2 separate regions of the Homo sapiens genome follow, and region 1 is linked to region 2. Evidence: chromatin contacts called from ENCODE Hi-C or POLR2A ChIA-PET data. All regions are on one chromosome and are shown on one strand. Each heading gives the region's core, a stretch centred on a gene start or an enhancer-like site at or near the end of the contact. The rest is flanking DNA. Distances are from core to core; before and after follow the strand shown.

The links. A loop is a pair of places that touch in the nucleus more often than their neighbours do. ChIA-PET counts read pairs that join two places held with the same protein, here RNA polymerase II (POLR2A). Pooled maps may share reads with other maps.
Region 1: a map of heart right ventricle shows a loop between it and region 2 (6-fold over the local background). The contact joins two enhancer-like sites. A Hi-C loop is called at or near these places in 23 of 168 maps with a recorded cell type or tissue (Caco-2, PC-3, Right ventricle myocardium inferior and 9 more), 6 of 37 single-sample maps with no recorded cell type and 19 of 50 pooled maps. POLR2A ChIA-PET finds 5 or more read pairs at or near these places in 5 of 52 experiments (H1, MCF 10A, PC-3 and 2 more).

What each region holds. Positions count from the first base shown.
Region 1 is chr10:63,709,584-63,713,988 of GRCh38, forward strand. No RefSeq gene overlaps it. Among named protein-coding and RNA genes, the nearest start is that of REEP3, 190 kb to the left of the region's middle. RefSeq lists an enhancer at 3,693-4,371. Within about 2 kb of position 2,813, at least 33 of the 41 ENCODE cell types and tissues checked have a DNase peak (open chromatin) inside an H3K27ac peak, as active enhancers do; they include endothelial cell of umbilical vein, heart right ventricle, left ventricle myocardium inferior and 1 more, where a contact is called at or near this core.
Region 2 is chr10:63,668,183-63,672,956 of GRCh38, forward strand. The region is part of intron 2 of LOC107984238 (a long non-coding RNA gene); the gene reads right to left. The region is part of intron 1 of LOC124902438 (a long non-coding RNA gene); the gene reads left to right. Among named protein-coding and RNA genes, the nearest start is that of REEP3, 150 kb to the left of the region's middle. Within about 2 kb of position 2,334, at least 8 of the 41 ENCODE cell types and tissues checked have a DNase peak (open chromatin) inside an H3K27ac peak, as active enhancers do; they include endothelial cell of umbilical vein, heart right ventricle, left ventricle myocardium inferior and 1 more, where a contact is called at or near this core.

The sequences.
Region 1 (4,405 bases), core at 1,563-4,062, 42 kb after region 2:
ACCATTGGGAGAGTCAGCCTTAAAAAAAGGCTGACACGGCTGGGCGCAGTGGCTTAACGCCTGTAATCCCAGCACTTTGGGAGGCCAAGGCCGGTGGATCACGAGGTCAGGAGTCCAAGACCAGCCTGGGCAAGATGGTGAAACCCCGTCTCTACTAAAAATACAAAAATTAGCCAGGTGTGGTGGAGGGTGCCTGTAATCCCAGCTACTAGGGAGGCTGAGGCAGAGAATTACTTGAACCCAGGAGGTGGAGGTTGCAGCGAGCCGAGATCATGCCACTGCACTATAGCCTGGGCAACAGAGTAAGACTCCATCTCAAAAAAAAAAAAAAAAGGAAAAAGCTGACATGGCTGGGCGCCGTGGCTCACGCCTGTAATCCCAGCACATTGGGAGGCTGCAGCAGGCGGATCACCTGCGGTAAGGAGTTCGAGACAGCCTGGCTGACATGGCGAAACCCCATCTCTACTAAAAATACAAGAAAAATTAGCCGGGTGTGGTGGCGGGCACCTGTAATCCCATCTACTTGGGAGGCTGAGGCAGGAGAATCACTTGAATCCAGGAGGTGGAGGTTGCAGTGAGCTGAGATAGTGCCATTGCACTCCAGCCTGGGCAACAAGAGCGAAACTCCATCTCAAAAAAAAAAAAAAAAAAAAGAAAAAGAAAAATGCTGACACTAGTGAAGGTAGGACAGAGAGAGAGAAATGGGCCATTGATAGCATCATTAAAACACTGGATTAACTACTCTATGCCCACCCTAACAATTATGTGAAACAATAAATTCCCTTCAATTTTAAAGCCAGTTTTAGTTGGATTTTCTGTTACAACACAAAGAGTCTTAATCAACAATGGGGAAATGACTTATTCCATTCCTAGGCCATCCCACTTTGGTACAATGTGGGTTCCTTCATAGTCACCCTGGTCAGAAAACACCAGGATCAGAAGGCGTTCCAAAATACCCCTTGGTATGAATTTAGAAACAGGCTTTATTGTAGAAACATACAAAGCAAGTGTCAGCAGGCAAAAGAGTCATCTACAATCTCCCAGCCTTTCATGAATCCAAGAAAATGAATCTTTTAGAATATGGCAAGTTATGTTTTAGGGGAAGGACTCTACCTCCTTATTGCTTTCCATGTGGAGAGAGGATCAGAACAACTTATCAGTGGGGATGGAAATAGGTACTGGGGCACCAGGCAGTCTGAGTTATGTGTTAGATGTTCTGAGAAGTTGTCTGGGAAAGCCAGCTTTCCAGTTCTGGAGATTTGAGGACTGTGGAGAGTGGTAGCTCATATGAGTAGGGTGGGAAAGAAACTGCCAGTTCTGTGGGAAGCTAAATTTAGGGCAGCCCACCCCACTGGGAGAAGGGGGGAAGCCCCTGTTCCACTTGGCTTGTCCAAGCCACCCCAAGTGACCTCCCAGAGTCCCTTTTAGACAACTTTGCTTGTCATACACCAAACTAAACCCTTGACCCAGCCAGTTGCTTAAAATCCTTCATCTGCTTCACCACTGCCTTCAGGGTAAAGTCCAAGGAGTTGGTTGTCCGAGAGTCACCATCTGGCCCAACCCAACTATTTGGTCTTTCCGTGTCACCCTCCACCTTATACTGTAAACTCCAACTGTCCTGGATGACCTGCTGTGCTCCAAGCATTTCATGTAACAAAAGCTTTCAGTGTCTGGAAGACTTTTGCACCATGCGTCTTCCTGGAATGTATCTTGCTGAGCACTCTGTCCCCCAAATTTTGTCATGATCAAAGCCTGCTCATCATCTGTTTCAGCTCCACTGTTTCTCTCTCTGGAAAACATTCCCAGATCTTTAATCCCCATACCCTGCATAATTAATCATTGCTTCCTCAGAGTTCCCATGGCACTTGGTTCACACTGCTAGCATGCACTTATCACCTTGTTAAGCAACACATCCACGGCCTCCCCTAGATTACCAGTTTCCTGAGCACAGAGACCTTGTCTTACTTGTCTTTACAGCTTAAGCCGTACTGGGCTGCTCTCCATGGGACTGAGCCTGCTGGCCGCACTGTGGCATCCTGCCCTTTATTCTGTATTAGGGAGCATACCTTACGGCCAAGGCTTACTGAGCAGTTGTACAGGCCTTTCCCTGGTGATAAGAGAATCTGAAGAGGACTAGGTACACCTTGTCAAAATGCTGGAATTTGTATCCAGGTTGGAGAGTGCCTAACACATTTGGGAAGAAACAAAATTGGGGTAAGAAGCAGCCCGATTTTTTAAAATAAGTTCTTAAAGGGTCAGTGGGACCGAATGCCTTGAGGAATAGCTACTGATACAGAAGATGACCTAGTTTGTAAAAAGAACAGCATAATATTTTAAATAAAGGTTTTCCTCCTTTTGACCTTTTTCCAGTATGACTGTATTGCTGTTAACTTTATTACTGAAGCTTAATGCCCACGATACCAGGAAGCACTTCTAGAAACAGCTGTGAATGTGGCCATTCATGGGTTTTGCCCCCACCATCAGGGCATGTGGGGAGGGATTTCTGTTTCCGCTGCCATGGTGCCTGTGTTTTTCCTGTGAGTACTAATGAAAGGCCCTTAAATTAGACCACACAGAGTTAAGGGAAATTGTTTATTCCTTCATTTTCATCATACCAAGGAACTTCAGAGATTTGGATCTATACACTTTGACCTCTAAGGAGTTTTAGAACAAAGGTGTGATGTCCAGAAAGATAAGAATCAGCAGGTCACATGGCTTTTCTGAAGGTTTATTCAGTCATCCCAGGACATCTAAAGGCAGGCAGATGCCAAAGTACACACGGGGCATTGGGTGTGAGCCTGATGAGAGCAGAGACCGGGAGGCCTAATGGAGGGGCTGGCACAGTGACAGTCTTCAGGACTAGTCTGGCCTGTGCAGCAGCTGCACATGTTCCTGGGATCAGAGCCAGCTGGTGGCTCATGGCAGTGGTTTCTGGGTCCTGGCTCCACCCCAAGACAGGCTCGAGCTCCTTAGCCCTGACCTGGCAATAGCTTTGTTCTGGCTTCACACTGAAGTTTGGCTGCTGAGCCAGAAGGTGAAGGCAGAACCTTGCACTGTCACCCATGCCCTCCTTCCAGCCTGATACACGGGCTGCCCCAGGCAGGGCCAGGGACCAGTGGGAAAAACCAGTCCTCCGGGGTGAAACTTCCATCATCCTCAAAACTTTTGTAGTGGTCTTGCCCTCTTTGGGTCTTCTGGGGGCACTTCAGTGTTGCTATCTGTGCATAAGGCCTCAGGTTAAAGTAGATGTCATATGGGATGGAGCAGAAATCTGGCAGGAGATGCCCTGGCTGTAACAATCCAGAAACATTCAGAGATGACTCTGAGACTGGATTTCAAAACTGGCTTTGGTTTTGCAAGAAATGCCACCCCAGATCTGGTTCTCCAAAATACAGTATCAGGAAACCCACAAAATAAGATGGATTTTAATCTCTATTAGAACATTTCCCAAACATTCCAAATAAAACATCACTAGTGACACTATTGGATATTGATGCTTTCAGTCTTTCCTCAAGTGTGGATAAAGCATCTTCAGAACATTTTAGTAGCTTTATTGATTGGAACAGGCAATCTAAGTAAAAGCAAAGTGCTTGCTATGCAAATAAAGCTTCTAGACAAGACTCCAGTCTCCCTCTGGCAGCAGCTTGCCATCCCAAACCCCTCCCATCTGGGACTCTGAAATCTGCTTTTAAAATACAGTCTGTATTTGCATGTCCCAACACCCCCCTCCTTGTTTTAGTCTAATTCTCCCAGGTTGAGAGAAACACAATAAAGGAAATTTTGTTGTTGTTGTTTTCAGTGCTTCCTTTTCACAGACTCTTTTTTTGGAAACCGCAACCTCGGATCCCAGCAGAGCTTCCTGGGGACTTGAAGAACATCAATCAGTTTCGCAGCTGGAGGCCGAGGCTTTCCTCAGGGAAGACTTTTTACATAAAACAGATTGTACTTTGTCCTTGCCAGGGCAGACAAAGATTTAAATTAAATATGCAGAAAGCTCCAGTTGGCTGCCTGCCACAGCCTGGGAGAGGGGGAAGGGAGATTGTGTCCCCACTCTCCTTCCTTTCTCTCTAGTTGTTTCTTTTTCCCATTTCTGTTATTACAGTGATAGGAGCCAGCAGTTAAGAGACTTGGGCTTTAAGCTGGGATTTTCTGTAAATTCACTGTGTGATGTGATACAAGTCACTCAGCCTCTGGGACCTCAGTTTCCTCTTCTACAATGAAGAGTTTGAATGAGATGATCTTTGAAAGTCTTTTCCGTATTTAACCTTCCAAGTTATCTCCAAACTCAGATGCATGCTTTTCCAGCAAATACCCTAAGCCTCATCTATGAGTAATGCATCCTCACTGTTCCTGGGGTGACTGGAAGGACCTGGCCTGTTTTCCCATACACCTCACGGGCCAAGCA
Region 2 (4,774 bases), core at 1,084-3,583:
CAGAAAGTTTTGAAACATCTGCAACTCACAAAAATTAATGGTGAATAACATTGTTTGGAATTCCTTGTCCTAGAATATCAAGATAAAATGCTGGTATCTGAACAGAATGCACACAAGATCCTGAGCACATTCAACTAAGCCACACTTAGACCTCTGATGTTGACCTTAGCCCCATATCATGTAGGGCATGATGTTATACTTCCAAAGATAGCTCACTTTCTTTTCTTTTCTTTCTTTTTTTTTTTTGAGACAGAGTCTTGCTCTGTTGCCCAGGCTGGAGTGCAGTGGCGCAATCTCGGCTTACTGCAAGCTCCACCTTCTGGGCTCACACCATTCTCCTGCCTCAGCCTCCCGAGTAGCTGGGACTACAGGCGCCCACCACCACGCCCAGCTAATTTTTTCTATTTTTAGTAGAGACGGGGTTTCACCATGTTAGCCAGGATGGTCTCGATCTCCTGACCTTGTGATCCGCCTGCCTCGGCCTCCCAAAGTGCTGGGATTACAGGCCTGAGCCACCGTGCCGGGCAGATAGCTCACTTTCTGATCATATGTTTGAAGAGCTCACAGGGGCTTGTGCATTTTGCAGCTAATAAATGTTTCCAGTTAAGCAAAATGATTTCTTCTGCAACTGTGAAATAACTTTTTAGGGTTAGACAGTTGACATTTTGGAGATAGTCCTCCATATACATATACATTCTGCTTTCTTTCCATATTCTTACTTTCCAGCCCAAGATTCATAGTCTTAATTTTGTTTGGATATCTGAATTTCTTCTCGGTGTTTAACCCACAGATGCCCATTAATTTTTGTGAGTTGTGGATGTCACAAAACTTTGTGATGCATCCATTTTGCTTTCACTCCTCCCTCCTGTAATGTGTGTAATAGCTCTGTTTTCTAATTGTCTGGTAGGTACTTTTCTCTCTATTCTAAAAAAGTTTCTAATAGCCGTGACAGTGTTTCTTACAGTTTGTCTGCCCTCCTTCCACACCCCACCTCCCATAATCTCAGCAAAAAGGGTTCAGGATTCACCAGCTGTTCCCTCTCTGCCCAGCCCAGCCTGTTTAAGGAGCAGCACTTGCAGCATGTGCCGAAGAAGTCCAAAGGCCCTCATCTGCTCCACCTGACCATTTCCAAAACTCAACCTCAGAAACTGGGCGCTTCTTTATCCCCACCATTGTCAATTCATTGAATACCTACCTACAAGTTCTGTTGTCCTTGAAGCTACTCTGTGTTTAGCCAGTCCTTCCCAAACCCAGTTTTTCAGGATCTCAGAATCAACCTAGTTTATATGCTCTTAAATCTTCCTCCTCCAGAAAAGTCCCCCATTTAACCTAAATGCACGGTCTTGACTTTACCAAATGCCTTCTCGTGGTAGGGCAGGTTCTACTTGGTGACCAGGACCATGCAGGGCATTCTCCCAGGGCCTAAACCCAACCCAGATCTCGGACTTTCCCTAGATTCTGGCACAAGTCAAAAACAGAATCCCAAAGCTGAGAATGCATAGAATTACCTAGGGGTTACTTGTTAAACAGCAGATTCCTGGCCCGGCACGGTGGCTCATGCCTGTAATCCCAGCACTTTGGGAGGCTGAGGCGGGTGGATCACAAGGTCAGGAGTTCAAGACCAGCCTGGCCAAGATGGTGAAACCCCGTCTCTACTAAAAATACAAAAAACTAGCCAGGCGTGGTGGTGGGCACCTGTAATCCCAGCTACTCAGGAGGCTGAGGCAGAGAATTGCTTGAACCCAGGAGGCGGAGATTGCAGTGAGGCGAGATCACGCCACTGCCCTCCAGCCTAGGTGACAGAGCAAGACTCCATCTCAAAAAAAAATGCAGATTCCTGGAACCTCCTTCAGAGATTCTAATCCGTAAAATCTTGGTTGGATCCTAGAAATCTGTATTTCTCTGAAGCCCCTCAGATATATCTGTTCCCAGTGATACAAGGACCATACTTTGAAAAATGCAGATGGTGTGATGTCAATTATCAAGTGACATATTTAAGATGCCTGAGGGAAAAGCCACTTTGCATGAAAACAAAGTCAATTAAAATAGCTTTATGACAGGTTAGCTTTGCCATAAGACATTATCAGGATTTTGATGCTCCCTCCTTTGTTCGTGGCTGTCCAAACCTCCCTCCCTCTTTGGCTCCTGGCCTTGGTTTGGGACCTCTGAGCTGGGGCTCATGCCTTTTGTTATGTATCCTTAGCTTTGCCTCTCGACCTCGATTATGCTAGGAAATCACGTTGTGCTAGGAAAACCTCCAGAATTCCAGGTCACTAATATGCGTATGTGGAAATTACTCCCATATCCGGCTCCTTCCCCTTCCTCTTTCAGGCACAAATGACACAGCACTTGTCAACTGCCTGTGCTTGGAAGGAGCCGTGGGATTAATCCTGGCTAATGAAACATGAGCAGAAGTGACATGTGTGGGATTCCCTTTAGTTTCTCTTCTTCCACCTCCGCTTCCTGGCCACGTATTCCAGATGGTGCAGCGATGAGCTGGTGGAGCCTTCATCAGCCCAAGTCCTTCAGAGACTATGTGGAGCAATATTTGCTGATTTACCTGGAACATGTAGTGTGAGCAAGAAAGAAACTGTGCTGGATGAATCCACTGAGATTTAGGGGTAGTTTGCTATCACAGAAAACCAAAGTCTATTCTGACTAATATGCATTGGTAATGTACTTTAATGGAGTTTCCCCAAAACCACCTCTATCCTTGCTTATTTAGTTGATGGCTGCTGACAGTCTTAAATAATTCAGTATATGGTGAGGCAGGCAATGTAATAAATTCTCTTTATTTAGTGGTAATGGTTGGAGGAGCACCTAATAAATGTACTTAAGTAGATACATCTTTAGTTTGAGACAGATATATTCAGCGGAATCTCTTCCTGACCAATTAGACTGTGAGCTCTTTGAATCTGACTAACACAGAGCTGATGGATTATTGAGCATTTATCTTTTAATAAATCTCAACCAGATTTGGGATCCAGCAGTCATCACTTGCACTAACTCTAACCTGTGCTGAATTTTCCACATTTCTTCTGGATAGTCTCTGTTGTGTAGACACATAACCTTAGTGTATCTTGTAAGTTCAGAAAAACATTAGGATCTGTCCTGATAAAACACCTTAAAATGACTGAGTCACATTTTTTTTCATTTAACTCTGCTAGATGTGGCATGAAAGCAGGGGGCAGTCACAGACCTGCAGAGCCTTTTAAGTTTCACTCCTGTGGATTTGTATTCTGTGTGTCCTCCTTAAAAGCTTTCATTGCCCATACAAGGCGAGCTAGGTTGTCTGATTGTCCTTGTTTTACCTTTGCAAATGCTTCAATTGTGCAGCTGGAAGAATGGCCTCTGAACAGATTCTTCTGGAGTGATCATCTGATTCCTGGCCCAGAGCAAGATGCAAACTGGCAATTTTCTTTTGTTGTCTCTACCCCCTCCTCTGTCTCCATCCCCCAACTCCAAATCGTTAGTTGCATTTGAAAGTTGTTTTTTCTTCCTTTTTTTTCTTTCCTCCCTAGTTGTATGCACTCCTAGTCTGGCTGACTTTCTGGGCTCTGATCCAGCTTAGTTTAACATTGTTTATGCCTTTCAGAGCCTTCTTGGGAGATTGGTGCTTTAATTAAGAACATATTGATTTTAGACACTAGAAAATGTCATCTGACCCAAAATATCTCTCCATGTTAAACCTCCTCAACAGTTTTCTCACTGAACCATAATCACTCCCTAAAAATAATCACAGTCTATTTTGAGCATATTTACACTTTTGAATGTAGCTTTGCTTATAGCACTCAATCAACACATTTAGTACACCTTGGCTAAAATATTCTCCTCACCATAGTTTTCTAGTTTTTTTCCTTTTCCTACATTTTAGTTCATTTTTATCTCCAAGAAATCTTTAGTTCAATAGCCACTAAAGACACATCTAAGATTAAAAGGGGACAATTACCTTGGAATATAATAGTTGTTTTTAATAACTTGTCATACTTTAAATCTTAACCTATCTCAAGACAATTTGAATTTCATGCTAACTAATTATCTGGCAAGCTCCTGATTTGTGACCTATCAGTGTCACCCTTCACAAATATCTTTTCCTTCTTAATATTTCCTTCCTTAGTATTTTAAAATAGGTAATTCTAATTCCAATATCAAAATGGGAAAAATATATGAATGATCAGGTAATTGACTAAATAAGGCAAACAAAGAAAAACGTATTGTCTTGGTTTGGGTTCCCTAGCCCAGACAGAGATCCTGAGACAAGGATTCAAGTTCAAGTTGTTTACTTGGGAGATGATCCTAGAAAACACTGACAGGAAGTGGGGAAGTGAAATAGGGAAAGGAAGGAAGCCAGCAAAGGGTACCTCAAGCCATTTCCTTTGTGGGCAACTGGGATTCAGTCCTGCCAGGGAGCTCTGGGAGACAGTGTAAAACATTCCCCAGAGTTACCGCACCTAACAAGCGGGATATTTACCCCTCAACAGGGTGCCACTGGGCACCTATACCTCAACTTGGTTGCTCCTTGGAGTGTTAATTCTCTGGCACTTCCTGCTACTCTTGCACAGCTTCTTCCTGCTGTTAAACCAAAGAAACACTCTCAGCAGTCACAGTGATCTGGACAGGAGACAGGGAAATGCTGGAAAGAAGAGGGCAGTTCCCTGGCAAATGCCCCTCCCTCAAGCCTGGAAACCTGCGGCCCTAAATGGGAACAGGCATTCCTGTTTTTGCACCCAAAAGTTGACTTTTGGCCCACCACACCCCCTATCATGTACCCATA